Linked DNA regions of Homo sapiens: region 2 is linked to region 1. Evidence: chromatin contacts called from ENCODE Hi-C data. All regions are on one chromosome and are shown on one strand. The core of a region is the stretch at or near the end of the contact, and the rest is flanking DNA. Distances in the headings are between cores, read along the strand shown.

Region 1 (5,497 bases), core at 2,419-4,918:
AAGCAAAGTTACAAGTTACAAGAGTTTTAAATTACGCTATATGTGGCTCATTATATTTTAATTTTATTTCAAGATTACTGTTTGTTTTTGAACTTATGTGTTATGGTATTCACCTAAAAACTAGGAATAATGGAGTAAAGATCGTGGTTATTGCCCTCAAGCAGCTCACATTTTAGTGGGTCTGCCAGATAAGTTAACATTAATTACAATATAGAATCAAAGTGCTATAAAGGTCATTAAGGAGTCAGAGAAGAAAAACCTGAGAAAGAGTAGTCAGTGAACAACTTCACTTTAGCTGAATCTCAAAGAATAAATACAAATTAGCCAAGTGAAGAAAGAAAACAGTGTACTGGACAAATGTATCAGCAGATACAGAGGCACAGAGGTGAGTGAGCATGAACTTAGGAAAACTGTAAAGTTGAAATTGCTGAAATGTAGGTCAGGTGGAGGTGGAGGTGTGGGAGATGAGGTCAGGGCCCAGAACATGAAGAACATTATAAACAACATTAAGGAGTTTAGATGTTAACCTTGATATTACAAAGGATTTTTTTTTCACAAATAATGTAATATATCTTAGAAAGATCACTCTTGCCACAAGATAGAAGATGGATTGAAGACTGAAATAAGGAAAAACAAGTAATATTTTATATGTTTAATTCAAAATAGAAATAATGAGAGCTTGAACTAAGTCAAGGACAGCTAAATGGAAAAGAGGAACTAATCAAACAGGCACTGAGAAGATAGAATCATTAGGTGTTAATGATCAACAGGAGTAGTCAGGGAGAAAAGAGTCTAGAATAATTCCAAAACTTAAAGTTTATTATAGACTAATAGGGAATTTTTAAAAAGGGACCAGTATTGCTGGAAAAAAATTTTAAAAGGGACCAGTATTGCTGGAAAAAATTATGAGCTCAGACACTTAAAACTTCAGATACCGGAGACCATCTAGGTAGAGATGTTCAAAAAAGTAACTGGTTATGACTCAAGGACATCAACAGCAACAAAAAAAGAATTAAAAAGAAGAGAAAAACAAACAAAAGTGATTGGCAGTGTTGAAAGCCGAAAGATTAGGAGAAAGCTCACCTTAGAGACATAAATCACCTGTATCTCTTAAGATTTCCTTCTGGGAGTCATCAGAATCAGAATATGGATAGCAAATGAGAAAGTACACACGAGAAAAGTAACAAGCAAAGGATTGGAAGTACAGTACATAAACATTTAAAGATGTGTCAAATGAGGACTAAGCTCTGATTTTTTTTATTTTGCCCAAATTCCTATCTAAGGGGTCTAGGGAGTCACGCCCTACAAACTATACATTCTTATCAGATGGATTTTATTTAATCCTATATATAGTGGCTTACTTTCCAATCTGACTCTGGCATAACATTATGAGACAAGGAAAAAAAATCAAAATGTTTTACCTAAAAATATATTTCCTTGCCATACCTTGAAATTGCCCTGCAAAGTCTCTTGTGGGAAAAATCAACACTCTATAGAGAATACCCTTTCCCCTTCGTTTTCCTTCCTTTCCAGATGCAGGAGATAATCAACTAAGAGCCAGGCACTCTTTTAGGTCTGATAAGAAGCATTTTACAACCTGCTCCCTCTCTCTGAAGTCTGCTATCTGAGAGTTTCCTCTGCACAACAAAACTTGGTCTCCACAATCCTGTATCTTAACCTGAACATTTCTTTTGATGCCAGTCTTCAGATAGACTCAACCAATTGTCAACCAGAAAATGTTTAAATTTACCTATAGCCTGGAAGCCCCCACTTTGAGTTGTCCCGCCTTTCTGAACAAAGCCAATGTATTTATTAAGTGTACTTGATTAATAACTCATGCCTCCCTGAAATACATAAAGCCAAGCTGTACCCCAACCACCTTGGGCACATGTTCTCAGGACCTCCTGAGGGCTGTGTCACAGGCCATGGTCACTCATATTTGGCTCGGAATAAATCTCTTAAAATATTTTACAGAGTTTGACTCTTTTCATCAACAAGAAACATAAAAACATTTAAAGAAGGCCATGAAGGACTGCTTGGAGAGGGGGAGAAGATGATGCCCTGATTCGGCATTTAACAAATGTTTATTAGGTCCCAATCATGTTCCCAGACACTCTTCCAAGACAGTAGTTGGGAAAAAAAAAAAAAAAAAAAACAGGAGGAAATGATGTTACATTTTGGAAAGAAGTGTTTCCAAGAATAAAGTGGTCAGTTATGTCAAAATTAAGGATTGCAAAGTGTCACAGGGGGTCATTGTTAGCCATTGTTAGGGGAATTAATGCTTATAATGCCCAACTCCATTAAAATAAAGATAGAATAAGCTGCAAGAATAGTGATACCAGATACTGTGAAGCAGTACAATTCAACATGTGAAACACTGACAGAAGTCAAATTTGTACTCCACCCCAAGAAACCTAAACCTTCCCTTATCTGATCAGTTATGTAACAGAATAATGGATCCTGGCATTTGCTTGAAAATACATAGTGTAGGTATGGGGAAAATGTAGGTTAAGAAAAACTATCATTTGGACGGTATTAAGCTCCAGAAAATCACCAGAATAGAAAAAGTAGAAAGCAAAATTGATGTATTTATTTTTGACTAAGTCACTAACTGCAAACAAACGAGGAGAGCAAATATTATTTAAATTATCCATCCCCACTCCACTGGTCAAAAATATAATTTTTCTTTACAGAATGTGGAGAAAAGGGGCTCCCCTGAAGTGTGTTAAAAGAGATGAGGACGGTCAGAAAAATCTGTCTGAAAAAAAAACGGAACTATCTTTAAATAATACTGCAAAATAGAAATATAAGCTACATCTTAATAAATAAATGTCTCTGGTTAATGGGAGGAAAGATGTGAGGCAGGCAGGATTACAAAGCAACGAGACAGCGGGAGGTAAGGGCACAGGATTTGGAGACTCATATATTATGTCAACACAGCCAGGAAATCAAAATCCTAGACCTAAACTGCACAATCAAAAGTAGGATGTAGACAACTATTGCGGAATCAAAAGTCCTAGCCATATGCTCACCAGCCTTTTGAAATGGGACAAGTGATACTATCAGTCTCATCTGTAAAATAAAAGTATAGTGTTTTCCCTGCCTACTTCATGTTTTGTTATGTTTACAAAATGGTACTATTCCGCTCTATGTTTAACTCACAAGCACGCAGAAGCGGAGCAGGCTGAAGATAGGATGCCTGTCACAGGAGCTCTGCCTCTTCCTACATCTTACCTGTCGCCTGCTGCTTCAGGAAAGGTACCTGGTAGGATCCAGGACCCACATGGGCCTCAGTGCTGCCACCTTCAGCCAATTTGAGCAGGCGGGGAGCCCGATCATACATAGTGCTCGGGGTGGTGGGGGCGCTGGGGAAGGGCAGGTGCCGAAAACGATAAAAACAAGGTAGCTAGAAGTGTGGAGAAAAAGGAAGCCGACACCAGTCTGAGGAGGCCGGGAAAGAACTTCCGTAAACAGGGAAATTAGGGGTGGGGTTGTCTCCCCGCCCGCTCATTGATACCAGATTTCCTCAAATCGATTTCTAGCTCTGTGGTAAAGTAGAGGGGTGAGCGACTAGAGATTAGACGTCCCACACAATCATCAGTTTGCCAGGTGCACGCCACCAAAATTGGGTATTAGGGATTAGACGCTCGCCCCGGTGCTTCCGGCCCTGACTCCGCCCACTTCTCTCCGCCCGGAAGCCTGGGGAGGAGGCGGGCCCAGTCTCTGGGGAGGAGGCGGGCCCAGTCTCTAGGGAGCGAAGTGGAGGTGCCTTCCTGGGCCGAGCCCTCGGAGCATGCGCACCGAGCAGCCACCCTTTCCCGGCTCTTTTTACCCGGAACCCGGCGCGCCTTGAAGAAGGCAGGCCTAAACCTCGTAGCTCTTGGGGTCCCGGTAACTACTTAGGTCCCGAACTTTTTTAAGTATGCAGAAGAACCTTAGAAAACGCGTTAGGAAGGGTGAGGACTAACTTGACCTTGATCTGCTTCCCGACTCAACAGAACCTAGTAAAGAAAAATGCAGTAGCATGAAGCAGAGAGCTTGGGGTTCCGCAAGCTCTCCCCCGCTTCTACTGCAGCCCCACTCGTACTCACAGAGAAAAGGCACCTCTGATCTTAACCTGTAGATAGTCCAAACTGCTAAGACAAACCCAGGGCTCAGGGCAGTGACAAGAAATGGAGAACCCAGAAAAAAAAATAACAAATAAGATAAGGGTAAAAAAGAAAAAAAAAAAAAAAGAAATGAGGACACCAGGCAAGGAGGCGAAAAGCTCACCAACTGAAGCCGTGGAAGTGACTGAAAGCTGCCTCTTTTGTCGTATGCCAGGTAACCACAATACTGATTCATCAATATTTAAAAAGCAAAGCGAAGGCACTGAAAAAGCCCAGTCCACCCCACCAAACCAATGATTCTGAACCTTGGGCAAAAGAAACCTTGCTTGTCCTTGGGGCTTAAGGAATCTATGTCAGAATCCACCTCTGCATCTCGCAGGCTGTTTTTTCTAGCAAGAATTCTGTCCAGATTATAAATATCCTCAGAGGCTTAGACAAATCCTACCTTGATCATACCTCACCTCCAAATGGTCTACAGTACGTTAATTTGTTCCTACTACAAGTTTTTATAGTTTTCATACTCTGTAATACACGATTTGCCACTCAATCCTGTGCAACATTTACTGTGGCTTCATTGTGCCATATAGGTCGGAACCCTCTCCTTGCGAGGCTATATGCTTCTCAAGGATGTATCTGTAGTACCTTTTTTTCTGTTCAATAGCTAGCTAAATTATTTATGCACTTAAAAAACACGAATTGGCATATACTGTAGGTTCCATCCCTGCTAAGTTATGAGGATACAAAGGCATAAGAAAGTCCCTGCCCTCAGGTGTTCTCTCTCTAATGGGGAAAGAGACGTATAATCCAAAACGAGAGGTGGCAAAGATTTTTTTTAATGGTAGGAAAATGAATATTGCAATATTTTGGAAACATCTCACCAACTTCGATTCTCCCTGCATTCTGTCAGAAACCCTCATAATTCTCTCAATGTTGTTTTAACCTTATTTTCCAAGCTGCCACCTATACCCATTCAGAAGATCTAGATATTTACTATGACATATTAGAAAGAGTCACAGAGATGAAAGAGAAAAATTCATGTGCTGTGTATGATAATCCAGTGGTGCTTGTAAATTTGCCCGCTATGTCCTTAAGGACATCATTTGACCTTGATGATCCAAACAAGGATATCAACCCAAACTGCATACTCAGGTCTAGGCCATGGTTGCCGTAAGCATTGATGCAGAATTTCAAGCCCTGTCTGGCCATTCTGTCTGCAGTAGTCTACATTACTCTTTGCTTGAATATACATATTTTTGGAGATTGGAAATGGAAATGGTAAAGCTGGCTTTATATGCTTTCTGTCTGATTTGATTTTCAGCCATTGAATGTAACCTAATTTAGACAAAGGGAGTTCTTCATAGCACCCTTCCTAGCTCATTTGCAGACCT
Region 2 (5,755 bases), core at 1,562-4,061, 4.2 Mb after region 1:
GGTGTCAAGATACATATAATTTTACCTATTGAGACATCCTGCCTGCTAATAAACAGAGAATCGTATTACTGGTACACTTAACCAATTTTCCTAAATAATTTAGGCATGTTTTCCAATGTCTTTGCAAAGGTGATGTGGGGAGGTCTTTTGCCCCTTTAAAATTCATCAACACCTCCAGACACTGCAAGATAAGGAGGTCATGCAAGTCAAAACAATGTGTGGGCTACAGATATGCAGCTTCAAGTCAATCCTCTAAACTTCTTTCCAAGCACGTGACCATACCTACCTGGAAATACTGGAGTCAGCTCAGTTGTTTCCCCTATTTGATAAGAAAAGAATGCAACTAGCCAGCAAACACTTTATTTTCTTAAATATTAGCATAATTTGTGGGCATTTCCATTTTTCCAACACATCATTTCTCAGATATTACCCCAGATAAAATACCATGCCCAGAACTGGAATTATAGACAATTTACTAAAGAACATGCATAAGGGGACCACAAAACCCTTCTAGATCAAAGAGAGACCACCTCTGACATGCCATGGCATCAGAAAGTTCTACTTTTCTTAAGAGCCATATACTTTAATTGTGGTAAGATATTTCTAACAAAAAGATCAATCTACGTATAATGTTATTAACATGGAATTTATTTGATTACAGTTTCCCTAACTGTAATCTAAAGTCATATTCATTAGGAAACGCCAAATTTCCAAGAGCAGAGTATAATATGCAGCATTTCCCAAACATCTTGGACCCCAAAAACTTCTTGTAACAAACTAACATCGTCCAAAAATGACAAACGATATGGAAAATACCGTATTCTACCCTCCAATATCAGCTGTCAGTGGGACAGGAGTAAAGGAAAACAAGTCAAAGCACTGAGTTAACTGAGTTTTAAAAGACGGAGAGCAGTTTTGGAAGGATGCAGAAACTACACTTTGTCTACTTAACAATTTTAAGAACTACCCAATCACAGAGTATTTATTATAGAAATAATTAGGAATAATTTGATTTTATGTTTACAAAGAGGTATGATGTTTAACTGCTCCTACGTAGTTTGAAGCTTGTTCTTAAACCCAAGGTATTGCCAAATGCCTAGTAGTACCCTGTTTATTACTGAAAAAATTTTTTTAATCATTTTGGATAAATACTAGAATCAAATATTTGACCTGACATATGACAAGGAACTAACAATATAAGCCTAGTCTACCACCATCTGGATGACCAAATTAGAATCTTAGTCTCAAGGCCGCCCCTGTTTCAGCCCTGAATGCCTCATGTAATGTACACAGGAGCCAGAACTACATTATATCTCGTTTTCAAATAGCACTGGTTACGCACCGGGCAACTGTTAACCAGGGTGGCATGTGATAATCTTCCTTGCTAACCTTGTAGGAAGTGTGCGAGCCGTTATCTTTCTGGCAAGATTTAAGTAACTCATTCCTATCTAAAAAGCATCTGTTAAAGTGGCGTCACACCCTCAACTACTTCATAAAGTTTTCTATAAAATGTTAAAATCACCAGAGTCGGACCTCTCAGTTCATCAGGCGTAAAACTGCAGTTTCCGGCTGCCAAATCCCTTAACAACGTTAACCTTTTAATCCTTCAGCCTCGTCTAGTGAAAAGCAAGTGTCACCAGATACCGCCTTCTACTTGAGAAATATAACAAGATTCTTTCTCCTGCACTTTTCCCAAATAAAAACGGCTCATATACAAAGTGAAGTCTAGGGACACCCACAGTACGGAGGGCTGCCCGGACCTGGCGGCCTTACCTGGTTGAAGTGCAGCTGGCCAGGCTCCGGGACGCCCACGCGGGAGGCGGCTCCCATCTGCTCCAGCAAGTGCTGGAGCTGCGCCGCCGACAGGCTCAGATTCGCGCCGAACACGCTCAGCACATCCTCGCTGAAGGCTAGCCCTGGCCCCTCCGCCACTCCTCCGAGGCCGGCGGCCGCCAGCAACAGGAGCCCGGCCACCGCGCGACCCGGGGCCATCCTGGCCTGGGCTTCCCCTTGAGGGCCCGCGACGGGCTGCCGCGCAGAGGGACGCGCGCGGGCGCACTGGCGTCCTTGCCCAAGGGCGGGAGCGTCAGTGCTCGGCGCTGCTCCGAGTCAGAGGTGGCGCGGGACGCCCCTGGTTCTCCGACGCCTTCGAAAGAACAGCAGCTCGCGACCTGCGGGGCATTGAAGTGGCAGCGTAGCCGAGGGGAGCGATAGGCGGAGTGGGCCCCCCGGCCTCCTGGAGAGCCTGAGATAAAGAGGACAAAGGGGGACAGAGATAAAGGCCACCAGGGCACCAGCCGGCAGGCTCCAGAAACGCTGCGTGGCAGTAGCCCTCAAACGCCCGGCCGGGCATGGGGCCAGACGCCCCGGATCCGGGTTTGCAAACGCCCCAGGATTTGCGTACATATGCTCCTCCCGGATATAAAGCCCCAAACCACGCCACTTCTTAGGAAAAACTAAAACCACACTAACTGTAGAACTCCACCTCCTCTTCCTGTCTTTCTGCTTTATTCTCTCCGCCGCAAACTTAGAAGTGAGACGTGCAGTCCCCAAGGAGCTGCAGAAAAGGGCTCTTCCGGAGTCCTGGGGATTGCGCGTTTAAAGGGGACCCTCCCTCTCCCCGGATCTTCTCTGAGCTTGGCAAGTTAATCGGAAGCACTCGCTGGCCTCTCACCTCTCCTATCTGTTTGTTTGTCTGTCTCTGCGTCTTTCTCTCTGCGTGTCAACGTAAGACTCGGTCTCTGGATCTCTCTCTCTTTCTGTCTCCCGCCCCCACAACCTCTGTATCTCTGACAGGTCCGCGGTGAAACTCCGCGATCCGCTCCGGCGCTCTTTACAAATAAGGGGAGGAGGGCCCTGTCCCCGCCTCCGTAGCACGTGGTGACCCATTTCCCCAGCCTGAACTCCCGCGCGCGTCCACGCCGGGGCGCAGGACCGCCGGCCTTCCCTCCGCGGGCGCTGCTCATTCCCAGCATCAGCCATGCCCTCTTCCCCACCCTCACTCCTGAGGGTTACCTGATGCCACCTCCGTGTCGGGGTCCCTAACTCCTCTCTGGTCTCGGGGACGCATGCATCTTTTCGTGATCTTGATGAAACCAACTTGCTGAAATGGAGCCTGGAGACCCTTGCATTGTCTACATAATTAACAGGAATTGCTTTTTTTTCTCACTTCTTAAAATCAGAGGAGAAAGAGGAAATCCAATGGTAGCGGTGGCGGGCTAGCTGAGCCAGCACTGCCCAAGCCGGCCCTTCCTGGCGGGATATCCGCAGATCAGAGGAATGTTTATTTGTTCATATGGGAGCTCAAGAAAAGCTGACTTAGGTGTGATGTCAACAGGTTTGTGTAAAGTGAGTGTGGTGTTTGAGGCAAAGTTTGTATCTGGTGGATATAGTGGTTCAAGTGTAAAGTGAAACCATGCTTCACTGTTAGATGGCTGTGAAAGGAAAATAAATCTTGAGACTTCAAAATCACCAAGCTAAAGGGAAACATCAAGAAGGGACCAGCTTAGGGCAAACCTGCCTGCCATTCTATTCAAATTCATCCCTCTGAGGCTCACCTGAGACAAATGCATATCTGATTGCTTTCTCTTCTCCATCGTTTATGCAAAAAATGCAGATTCACTGGGCCAGACTAAACTGTCTATTGAGTGGAAGGCTGATCATGGCCTCAAAAGAATGCAACCTTTTGTCTCTTGTCTATTATACTTCTAACCTGGAAGCCCCCACTTCCAATTGTCTCACCTTACTGGACTGAACCAATGTACATCTTACACATATTGATTGATGTCTCATGTCTCTCTAAAATATATAAAAGCAAACTGTACCCCCGACCACCTTGGGCACATGTCTCAGGACTTCCTGAGGCTGTGTCAGGGGCACATCCTTAACCTTGCCAAAATAAACTTTCTAAATTGACTGAGACCTGTCTCAGACATTTTGCATTCACGTGACTAAGGACAATAAAAAGAATACAAGATGCCGTTCTTGCCTTTCATCAGGAGAATGCACAGCCTCCTAAAATAGCACATTTTAAAGAGACATTAAGTCTAGACAAAGGGGAAAAGATGGGGAAAGGGAAAAAATCTTAATCTTAGAAGAGGAACCTAAAGACATAACTGCAGAAGAAAGAGACAGGTAGAGAACATTCCCAGAGGCTAAGGATCTAGGCAGACGAAGCTGAAGGATTGTCATATGGAAGAAGGTTTAACTATATTATATCTAACTTCAGAGGACAGAAGGCAGCAGTCATGGGGCAAAGTCACCCAGAGGAAGGTTTCTGTGGAATTATAAGGCATGGCTGCCTTGGAAGATAGTGATTTCTCCATGATCAAAAGTGATTCAAATCAACAGATCCTGGGTGACCGCCTTTAGTAGGTGGTAGGAGGATTCATGCCTGAAGGGAGATGAACTAAATGATCTTAATACTGTGCTCTTTCCAATTATAAAATCTACGTATTTGTTAATAATAATTTACAGAATTATGTTGATGCTAAAAGGGCAAATATTTCATCTAAGGGCCAGAAGTAAGTTAATATCACAGTTGTCCTCTTAAATCACTCAGCTCGTGGGACTCTTCAAGCCTTTCATTGGATTTTAAAATATAGTTTGTTGCCTATTTTTCCTTTGGACCTCCGTGATGCAAAATGATTTTTGGAAATTAATGAATGCTCTAAATGGCTAATCTATACCCAGCAAGTTGTTTATTTCCAGCTTTTCTAAAACTAAATTTGTCCATAAAGTGTTAGATTTTAACAAATATAAAAGGTTTTTAAAAATACAAATCTTGGCTGGGCACTGTGGCTCACGCCTGTAATCTCAGCACTTTGGGAGAATAAGGTGGGCAGATAGCTTGAGATCAGGAGTTCAGACCAACCTGGCCAACATGTAAAAACCCTGTGTCTACTAAAAGTACAAAAATTAGCCAGGCATGGTGGCGCACGCTTGTAATCCTTGCTACTCGGGAGGCTGAGGCATGAAAATCGCTTGAACCTAGGAGACAGAGGTTGCAGTGAGCCAAGATCAGGACACTGCACTCCAACCTGGGTGACAGAGTGAGACTCTGCCTCAAAAAAGAAAATAATACAAATACAAATACAAATCTTACATTGTGGGATTTTTAGAATATATAATTTATCTATTTATCAGTCATTCATGTCTATGCACATACATTTCGCCAGCCCATCAAGTCCACAAAATAAGAAACAGTAAAATAAATGACCAACCTGCATGCCAACTTTACTAAGCCCAGTTAACATAATGCAATTAAGAGAAAGTGTTCAGAAAATTTCAGGTTACTAACTACCAAATAGGTAAGGCTAATTTCTAGATCATCCAGTCTAATAAACTATAATCACCAAAGAACTACAGGTTAGGCATCTCTAATTCAAAAATTCCAAATCCAAAATACTGCAAAATATGAAACTTTTTGAGTGCTGAAATGACACCAATGGAAAATTCTACACCTGACCTCATTTGACAGGTGCACAAAATTATTGGAAATATTATATAGAATTACTTTCAGCCTATGTTTATAGGGTGTATATGAAACATAAATGAATTTTGTGTTTAGACTTGGGTCCCATCCCCAAAATATCTCATTTTATATATATGTAAATATTCAGAAATCTTTAATAATCCAAATTTGAAACACTTCTGGTCCCAAGCATTTCAAATCAACTCATAACCAAATAATGTTTCATTTATTTATTTATTTATTTTTTAAGAGGCAGGATCTCACTATGTTGCTCAAGCTAGG

What was found. Hi-C counts contacts between places; a loop is a spot of excess contacts on that map. Pooled maps may share reads with other maps.
Region 2: a loop to region 1 is called in a map of CD8-positive, alpha-beta T cell, with 6 times the contacts of the local background. The contact joins the promoter of SLC39A8 here to the promoter of STPG2 in region 1. A Hi-C loop is called at or near these places in 2 of 168 maps with a recorded cell type or tissue (CD8-positive, alpha-beta T cell and naive thymus-derived CD4-positive, alpha-beta T cell) and 9 of 50 pooled maps.

Annotation. Positions count from the first base shown.
Region 1 is chr4:98,139,808-98,145,304 of GRCh38, forward strand. It overlaps STPG2 (sperm tail PG-rich repeat containing 2), which reads right to left and starts at 3,669. Exons shown (of 11, transcript NM_174952.3): 1 at 3,235-3,669. The coding sequence starts at 3,343. RefSeq lists an enhancer at 3,396-3,495.
Region 2 is chr4:102,342,671-102,348,425 of GRCh38, forward strand. SLC39A8 (solute carrier family 39 member 8) reads right to left here and starts at 2,812. Exons shown (of 9, transcript NM_001135146.2): 1 at 2,675-2,812; 2 at 1,774-2,245. The coding sequence starts at 1,992. It also overlaps the pseudogene RN7SL728P. RefSeq lists enhancers at 1,335-1,394, 3,295-3,344 and a silencer at 1,865-2,114.